Linked DNA regions of Homo sapiens: region 2 is linked to region 1. A link is an interaction called in ENCODE POLR2A ChIA-PET data of the cell type or tissue named here. Cell type or tissue: CD4-positive, alpha-beta T cell. All regions are shown on one strand. Each heading gives the region's core, and the rest is flanking DNA. Links, peaks and the distances in the headings are about the cores only.

Region 1 (4,000 bases), core at 1-4,000:
GGACTGGGTGGAGCACGATGATTCACGATTATCATCCCAGCACTTTGGGAGGCCGAGGTGGGAGGGTCTCTTGAGGCCAGGAGTTTGAGACCAGCCTGGGCAACATGGTGAGACCCCCATCTCTACTTTAAAAAATGGTGGGCTTGGTGGTGTGCATCTGTAGTCCCAGCTGCTCAGGAGGCTGAGGCAGGAGGATCACTTGAACCCAAGAAGTGGAGGTTGCAGTGAGCAGAGATCGTGCCAATGCACTCCAGCCTGGGTGACAGAGTGAGACTCTGTCTCAAAAGAAAGATAAGAAATCTTTGTATAAAATATGGTATAAATGATAAGAAATCGCCTGGGCATGGTGGCTATCACGTGTAATCCCAGCACTTTGGGAGGCTGAGGCGGGCAGATCATCTGAGGTCAGGAGTTCAAGACCAGCCTGGTCAACATGGTGAAACCCTGTCTCTACTAAAAATACAAAAAAATTAGCCGGATGTGGTGGCACGTGCCTGTAATCCCAGCTACTCGGGAGGCTGAGGCAGGAGAATCTCTTGAACCCAGGAGGTGGAGGTTCCAGTGAGCTGAGATCACGTCATTGCACTCCAGCCTGAGGAATAGAGTGAGACTCCGTCCCAAAAAAAAAAAAAAAAGAAAAAAGAAAGAAAAGGAGAAGGCAATCTTTTAATGCAATGGTAAGTATTCAGTGCAGTCCCATGCTGTACGGGTTTGTAGCTAGGAGCAATAGGTTATACCATATAGCCCAGGTGTGCAGTATGCTGTACCCTCTAGGTTTATGTAAATGTACTCTGATGTTCACACAACTGTGAAATCATCTAACTACGCATTTCTCAGAACAGATTCCTTTTATTAAGCAACACACAACTGCATATGCAGCTAAACACTTTTCTAGGTTCTTTATAATAATACACTTATCCCCCACAATGATGCTGTAAATAGGGATTTAGCATCCTCATTTTACAGATGAGAAACCAGGAAACAGAGAGGTTTACTAATGTGCCCAAGATCACACAGCAGAGGAGCTGGAAAATGATTCATGGATGAGGTTATTATTATTATTATTATTATTATTATTATTATTATTATTATTATTTTAAGACAGAGTCTTGCTCTGTCGCCCAGGCTGGAGTGCAGTGGCCTGATCTCGGCTCACTGCAAGCTCCGCCTCCCAGGTTCATGCCATTCTCCTGCTTCAGCCTCCCGAGTAGCTGGGACTACAGGCGCCCGCAACCACGCCCGGCTAATTTTTTGTATTTTTAGTAGAGACGGGGTTTCACCGTGTTAGCCAGGATGGTCTCGATCTCCTGACCTTGTGATCCGCCCGCCTCGGCCTCCCAAAGTGCTGGAATTACAGGTGTGAGTCACCGTGCCCGGCCTTTTATTATTTTTTAGAAGCTATAATTGGGCCAGGCACGGTGGCTCACACCTGTAAGCCAAAGTGCTAGGATTATAGGCATGAGCCACCGCACCCAGCCCCCAGCTTTATTTTAGTTTTATTTTTCATTTTTATAGAGACGAGGTCACACTCTGTTGCCCAGGCTGGCCTCTAACTCCTGTACCCAAGCAATCCTCCCGCCTCGGCCTCCCAAAGTGCTGGGATTACAGGCCTGAACCACTGCATCCAGCCAGGCCCCTCCCTGGTTTAGACTAATGTCTAGCACAGGGCGAGCAAAATGTAAGTCTTTCTTGAAATAAATGGAATACGCAGTCATGTTATAAAGAATAATTATAATCTCTACAGACTGACTTGGAAAGACTGCCAAGGTGATTAGTGAGGAAAGCAAGCATAGAGCAGTGGGTGGCATGTGTCATCTTTCCTGTTATGGGAGGATGGAGATAAGAACCTCTATTCTGGCCGGGTGCAGTGGCTCATGCCTGTAATCCCAGCACTTTGGAAAGCCAAGGCGGGAGGAATTGCTTGAGGCCAGGAGTTCAAGACCAGCCTGGGCATCATAGCAAAACCCCATCTCTACAAAAAATAAAAAATTAGCCAGGTATTGCTGGTGCACACCTGTAGTCCCAGCTACTCAGGAGGCTGAGGCAGGAGGACTGCTTGAGCACAGGAGTTCGAGGCTGCAGTGAGCTGTGATCATACCACTATACTCCAGCTTGGGTGACAGATTGAGACCCTGTCTCAGAAAACAGACAGACAAACAAAAAAATCACCCAGGTATGCCGGTGCACACCTGTAGTCCCAGCTACTCGGGAGGCTGAGGCAGGAGGACTGCTTGAGTACAGGAGTTCGAGGCTGCAGTGAGCTGTGATCATACCACTGCACTCCAGCCTGGCTGACAGAGCAAAACTCTGTCTCTTAAGAAAAAAAAAAAAAAAGTAGAGACGGGGTCTCACTATGTTACCAGGCTTTGAATTCCTGAACTCAAGCAATTCTCCCACCTCAGCCTCCCAAAGTGCTGGGATTACAGGCACGAGCCACCACACCCAGGCAAAATTGGGTTTTGTTTTGTTTTGTTTTGTTTTTTGAGACAAAGTCTCTCTCTGTTGCCCAGGCTGGAATGCAGTGGTGCCATCACAGCTCACTGCAGCCCAGGCTTAAGTGATCCTCCCCACTTAGCCTCTCGGGTAGCTGGGACCACAGGCGTGAGCCACCGCCCAGCCTTAAAAGGTGCCATTTTTATCTATGTTTCACAGATGGAGAAACTGAAGCTCAGAGAGGTGAAACCAGGAAGTGGTGGTACCAGAATTTGAACCCAGGTGTGGCTCTCCAAAGCCACCACCCAACCCACTCCCCAGTCCACCCCCTACTCTAACTGTCCCACCCTCTCCCCACTATTCACTGGGGCTGGGGAACTTAACATCATCTTGGCCCCAGCAGCTGCCCACATCCTAGGTCTAACCAGCTCCCATGTCCTGGTGGATCTTTCCAACCATCTGTTCTTTCCTCTCCAGTCTCTTGGCCTTCAAGTTCCATCTCCGCAGCCCAGATTTTGGACTTCAAGAGCACAGTGGTGTCTGGGCGTGGTGGCTTAACGCCTGCAATCCTAACACTTTGGGAGGCCGAGGCATGTGGGTCACTTAAGGTCAGGAGTTCGAGACCAGCCTGGCCAACATGCTGAAACCCTGTCTCTACTAAAAATACAGAAATTAGCCAGGCATGGTGGCACGCATCTGTAGCCCCAGCTACTCAGGAGGCTGAGACAGGAGAATCGCTTGAACCCGGGAGGAGGAGGTTGCAGTGAGCCAAGATCATGCCACTGTACTCCAGCCTGGGCAACAGAAATTAGCCAGGCGTGGTGGCAGGCGCCTGTAATCCCAGATACTCAGGAGGCTGCTGCAGGAGAATTGCTTGAACCTGGGAGGTGGAGGCTGCAGTGAGTTGGGACCATGCCACTGCACTCCATCCTGGGAGACAGCAAGGCTCTGTCTCATTTAAAAAAAACAAAATTCATAATTGAGAGTTGGGTGTCTCAGTATAGCTGTGGCTTCTCATGATGGTATCATTCTCTCCCTGGGCCTCAGATCTCAAGGGGACCAGCCGCTTGGAGATTCATCCAACCTGACCTCCTGCACCATTCCCACCAGCTGGGCCAGTCACTGCCCTGAACATACAGGCACTGACTGGCTCCTACCTCAGGGCCTTTGCACTGGCAGTAACCACTGTCTGGAACACCATTTCCCCAGATCCACATGATTCATTCCTTAATTTTCCCCAGGTCTCTGCTGCAATGTCACCTTACCACTAGCCCTCCTCGTCAAAGTGCCCCCCTCATACCCTGTTCCACTTTGTTTTCTCCAGAGCAGTACATACCACCTCCTGATGACTTATACATTGTCTTATTTCTTCACTGTCAGCCTCCCCCACTAGAATGCAGGCTCCTCAACAACAGGGGTTTTTGTGTGTGTGTGCTATTCCCACTGTCCCCAGCACCAAGAACAGGGCCTGGCAGACCTTGTCATTGCTGGATGGATGGATGGATGGATGGATGGATGGATGGATGGATGGATGGATGGATAGTTAAACAGATAAATGGATGGATGA
Region 2 (4,701 bases), core at 702-4,701, 240 kb after region 1:
TCTCTACTAAAAATGCAAAAATTAGCTGGGCGTGGTGGCGCATGTCTGTAACCCCAGCCACTCAAGAGGCTGAGGCAGGAGAATTGCTTGTGAACCAGGGAGGTGGAGGTCGCAGTGAGCTGAGATCGCACCACTGCACTCCAACCTGGGTGACAGAGCTAGACTCCATCTCAAAACAAACAAACAAACAAACAGAAATATAATTTTCCTTTTTTCCCTTAACAATTATACAATACAATCAACAGACTGTAATAGAAAACTGTCCCTGCTTCCAAATCAACAGTGGACCATTGTATGCATTGTCAGGTCTTTACATAAGAAGAGTGAAAGCTTTATTTGTAATTCTTTGTGGGGCAGGCGTGGTGGCTCACGCCTATTATCCCAGCACTTTGGGAGGCCGAGGCAGGCAGATCACGAGGTCAGGAGATCGAGACCATCCTGGCTAACACAGTGAAACTCCGTCTCTACTAAAAATACAAAAAAAATTAGCCGGGCGTGGTGGCAGGCGCCTGTAGTCCCAGCTACTCCAGAGGCTGAGGCAGGAGAATGGCATGAACCCGGGAGGCGGAGCTTGCAGTGAGCCGAGATCACACCACTGCACTCCAGCCTGGGTGACAGAGCGAGACTCCGTCTCAAAAAAAAAAAAAAAAAAACCACAAAAATTAGCTGGGCGTGGTGGCACATGCCTGTAGTCCCAGCTACTCTGTAGGCTGAGGCAGGAGAATTACTTGAACCAGGGAGGCAGAGGTTCCAGTGATCTGAGATTGTGCCACCACACTCCAGCCTGGGCAACAGAGTGAGACTTCAACTAAGAAAAAAAAAAAAAGAAAGAAAGAAACACAGAAGCAGTCCAAGCCTCTGATAAACTCCCTGAATAAATGCTTAAAAACTCCTAGTCTGTAAGAGAGTGTGCCTCTGACCTAACTCGGCTAGAAGCCCCTCTCAGGTTTATTTTCTCTAAAATAAACCTGTCCTTGACTGTTAAGCCACCTTTCATGTTTCTTTCCTCTTTCTTTAATTCTTACAGATGGTGGAGGATTGCTCAAGCCCAGGAATTTGAGACCAGCCTAGGCAACATAGCAAGACCTCATCTCTACAAAAAAATAAATAAAATTGCCAGGTGCAGTGGCTCACGCCTGTAATCCCAACACTTTGGGAGGCCAAGACAGGAGGATCCCTTGAGGTCAGGAGTTCAAGACCAGCGTGGGCAACATGAGGAGACCCCGTCTTTACAAAATTAAATTAAATTAAATTAAAAACAAGCCTCTAGAAGTTGGAAAAACAAGGAAAGCAATTATCCTCTAGAGCCTCCAGAAGGAAAGCAATCCTTCAGTCAACTTGATTTTAGCTTAGGGGAGCTCAGAACCCCAAGGGGGCCAGGCACGGTGGCTCACGTCTGTAATCCCATCACTTTGGGAGGCCAAGGCAGGCAGATCACTTGAGGTCAGGAGTTCGAGGCCAGCCTGGCCAACATGGCAAAACCCCAGCTCCACTAAAAATACAAAAAAAATAGCCAAGAGTGGTGGCCTGTACCTGTAATCCCAGCTACTCAGGGGGCTGAGGCAGGACAATCACTTAAACCCAAGAGGCAGAGGTTGCAGTGAGCCAAGACTGCGCCACTACACACCAGCCTGGGCAACTGATGAGAGTCTTTCTCAAAAAAAAAAAGAAAAAAGTAGGTGTGGACACAGAGCCAAACTATATTAATGACCTTCTTTGGAAATAGGGTCTTTGCAGATGTAATTATTTAAATTAAGATGAGGTCATATTGGAAGAGGATGGGCCCTGAATCCAGCATGACTGGTGTCCTTATAAAAAGGGGAGAGTTCGGGCCTGGTGCCTTACACCTGTAATCCTGGCACTTTGGGAGTCTGAGGCAGGAGCGTTGCTCGGAGTTCAAGACCAGCCTAGGCAACATAGCAAGACCCTGTCTCTACAAAAAAAACAATACATAAAAAGGAAGAAGAGGCCGGGCATAGAGGCTCATGCTTGTAATCCCAGCACTTCGGTAGGCCAAGGCAGGTGGATCGCTTGAGGTCAGGAGAAGTTCAAGACCAGCCTGGCCAACATGGTGAAACCCAGTCTCTATTAAAATAGAAAAATTAGCTGGGTGTGGTGGCATGTGCCTGTAATCCCAGCTATTCGGGAGACTGAGGCAGGAGAATTGATTGAACCCGGGAGGTGGAGGTTGCAGTGAGCCGAGATGGCGCCACTGCACTCCAGCCTGGGTGACAGAGTGAGACTCCTTCCATCTCAAAGAAAAAAACAGGAAGAAGAGACAAAGAAATGAAGTCACACAGAAAGAACACAGCCATGTGACCAACAGAGGCAGAGACTGGAGGATTGCTGGCAACCACCAGAACTTAGGAGGAGGCAACGAAGGCCTTCTCCCTGGAGCCTTTAGAATGAGCATGGCCCTGTCAAGACCTTGACTTTGGACTCTGGCCTGCAGAACCGAGCGAGAACAAAGCTCGTTTGCTTTAAGCCACCCACTTTACGGTACTTTCTTATGGCAGCCCTAGAAATCTATTAGGTTGAGGCAAAAGTTATTGCAGTTTTGCCATTAAAATGGCAACCCATGTCACCAGCAAGAGGCAAGAAGGAAATCAAAGTAGCTCTGGTGTCTCTCTGGAACTCTGTGGTCACACCTGAGTCTTTGCACAACTTCCTCTTCTCCACTCTCTAGCCTCTGTGGTCCAGCCCACCCACATTTCTGGGGAGACCTGATTGGCCCAGCTCAAGTCACGTGTCCAACCTGACCCAATCAGCTGGGACGAGAGAATTGAATCACCTGTTGCCAGGGGTCTTATTCAAAACAGGCAAACAACCCGCTACCAGACAGGCGGTGACCAATCAGATTTGACTAATCAGATTTGACACTGGCTCCTGGACCAGAATTGGGGGGAACCATCCTCCTCTCCCCACAAATCACATGTTAAGCCCTGGGTTGCAGAATCACAGGGCTATCTTAGCCAGCCAGAGGATGTGTCTAGTTATAGGGGTGGCCGTGAAAGATCTGTATGGTGGGGAAACTATGGGGCTGAAGAAACTGGCCAGCTCTGTAGAGCAGAGACGGACAGCGTGTGCTGGTAATTTAACAACCAACTCTCCAGAGGGAGGAAAAATGAGTGTTTATTATAAATTGTACTGGCATGTAAACAACCTTGGCAACATAGCAATACCGTCTCCGCAAAAAAATTAAAAAGTTAGCCAAGTGTGGTGGCACACAACTGTGGTCCCAGCTACTCGAGAGGCTGAGATGGGAGGATCACCTGAGCCTCGGGAGGTCGAGGCTGGAGGCTGCATTGACTCATGATTGCACCGCTGCATTCTAGCCTGGTTGACAGAACAAGACCATCTCAAAAAAAAGAAAGAAAGAAAAAAGCTAGCCCCCAAGTATCACACAGGAGGTGGAGGCTGGGGATGAGTCTTTAAATTCCTCACGTATTACCATAACTCAGATTTTCTTTCAGTCTATTTCTAGATGTTTCTATAGCCCCCTAGCCTGGGCACAATGCTGGCACATTACAGATGCTCAATACACACAAATAAGCAAATAAGTACAATGAATTAATAGAAAGGATGAATCCCAGTTGCTTGGGAGGCTGAGGCAGGAGGATCGTCTAAGTCCAGGAGTTCAAGACCAGCCTCGGCAATGTCGAAGACCCCCCCCCCCCCAAAACAACTCCTCTAAAAAAGTCCATTCACAAACTCAGGATCCTCTTTAAATAGAAATATATATATATATATAATATATATAATATATTATCTGAGCTCAGGCTCAGAATAAATATCAAGGTCCAACTTGGGGAAGGAGTGGGTGAGGAGGGTCCTCAAGGGGAGGTCAGCAGCAGGGACCCCTGCCAAGCCCCTTGAGGTAGAGAAAGCAGCAGGGACCCAGCACCAGGGGTCTCCATGAAGGATGGAGTAGGATTCGGACTCTGTCCAGGTGGGCTGCACCCAGGCTGGACGTTATTCCGACCTCGGTGAAGGGAGTCCGGCTGGGATTTCGGGGGTCACCCGGAAGAGTCCCAAGACTGTGGCGCCCTGGGTAAGCTGCCAGGCATGGCGTGCCCTGGCCTCAGTGTGAAGATGGACGCCCAGGCGCTGGCCGGCACTCAGGTGCAGCAAGCGGCCCTGGAAACCGAAGGCCGAGTTCCGAGCCTCGGAGGAGGCGGGTGGCAGGTCCACGGTCAAAGCCAGGGCGGCGGCCCCAGCAGCAGAGCGCAGTGGCTGCAGGTGCAGCGCAAGTGAAACGGAGCCTGAGCCCTCGCCGGCCACCACGCGCCGCAGCTCTAGTTGAAAGAAGACATAGTAGACTCCAGCCTTGGCCACCACCAGCTCCTTCGTGTCCTCTTTGTAGCTCAGGCCCCCCGTCAGGGACACGCCTGCCAGGCCTGGGTCACTGTACCAGCTCAGGGGCCCATCGATCAGCAGAACTGTGGGAGGAAAGCATGCACTTAGCTTAGCTGAGCATGTCCCAGCACAGCTGAGCGTGGCTGAGCACCGAACATGTCAGCGCAGCCCTGGGAGAAAAGAACGGGTCAGGGGCCGGGGGGCGGGGAATGGCGGGGCAGGGAGCGGGACAGGGGAGCAGAGCGGGGAGCCTGGGTGGGGGGGGCGTTGGGGGGGTGCTGATTGAAGAGAACTGAGGTTGTTGGGGGCGGGACTCTGAGCAGGGGTAGAGCTAGGGGAGGGAAA

What was found. ChIA-PET counts read pairs that join two places held together with the same protein. Peaks named below come from ENCODE experiments on the same cell type or tissue, not always from the same donor. Only the 100,000 strongest peaks of a DNase experiment are listed, where the experiment ranks them.
Region 2: POLR2A ChIA-PET joins it to region 1 with 9 read pairs; 11 of 35 experiments call an interaction of 5 or more read pairs at or near these places.

The regions. Positions count from the first base shown.
Region 1 is chr19:6,777,209-6,781,208 of GRCh38, reverse strand. All of the region lies in intron 1 of VAV1 (vav guanine nucleotide exchange factor 1), which reads right to left. Among named protein-coding and RNA genes, the nearest start is that of VAV1, 6.5 kb to the right of the region's middle. In CD4-positive, alpha-beta T cell, for the core only: no CTCF peak of the experiment used is centred there; no DNase peak of the experiment used is centred there.
Region 2 is chr19:6,534,338-6,539,038 of GRCh38, reverse strand. TNFSF9 (TNF superfamily member 9) reads right to left here. Exons shown (of 3, transcript NM_003811.4): 3 at 3,115-4,439. The coding sequence ends at 3,973. Among named protein-coding and RNA genes, the nearest start is that of TNFSF9, 5.7 kb to the right of the region's middle. RefSeq lists enhancers at 1,665-1,874, 2,185-2,284, 3,035-3,124, 3,985-4,174. In CD4-positive, alpha-beta T cell, for the core only: no CTCF peak of the experiment used is centred there; a DNase peak (open chromatin) is centred at 2,718; H3K27ac peaks cover 214 bases; H3K27me3 peaks cover 245 bases.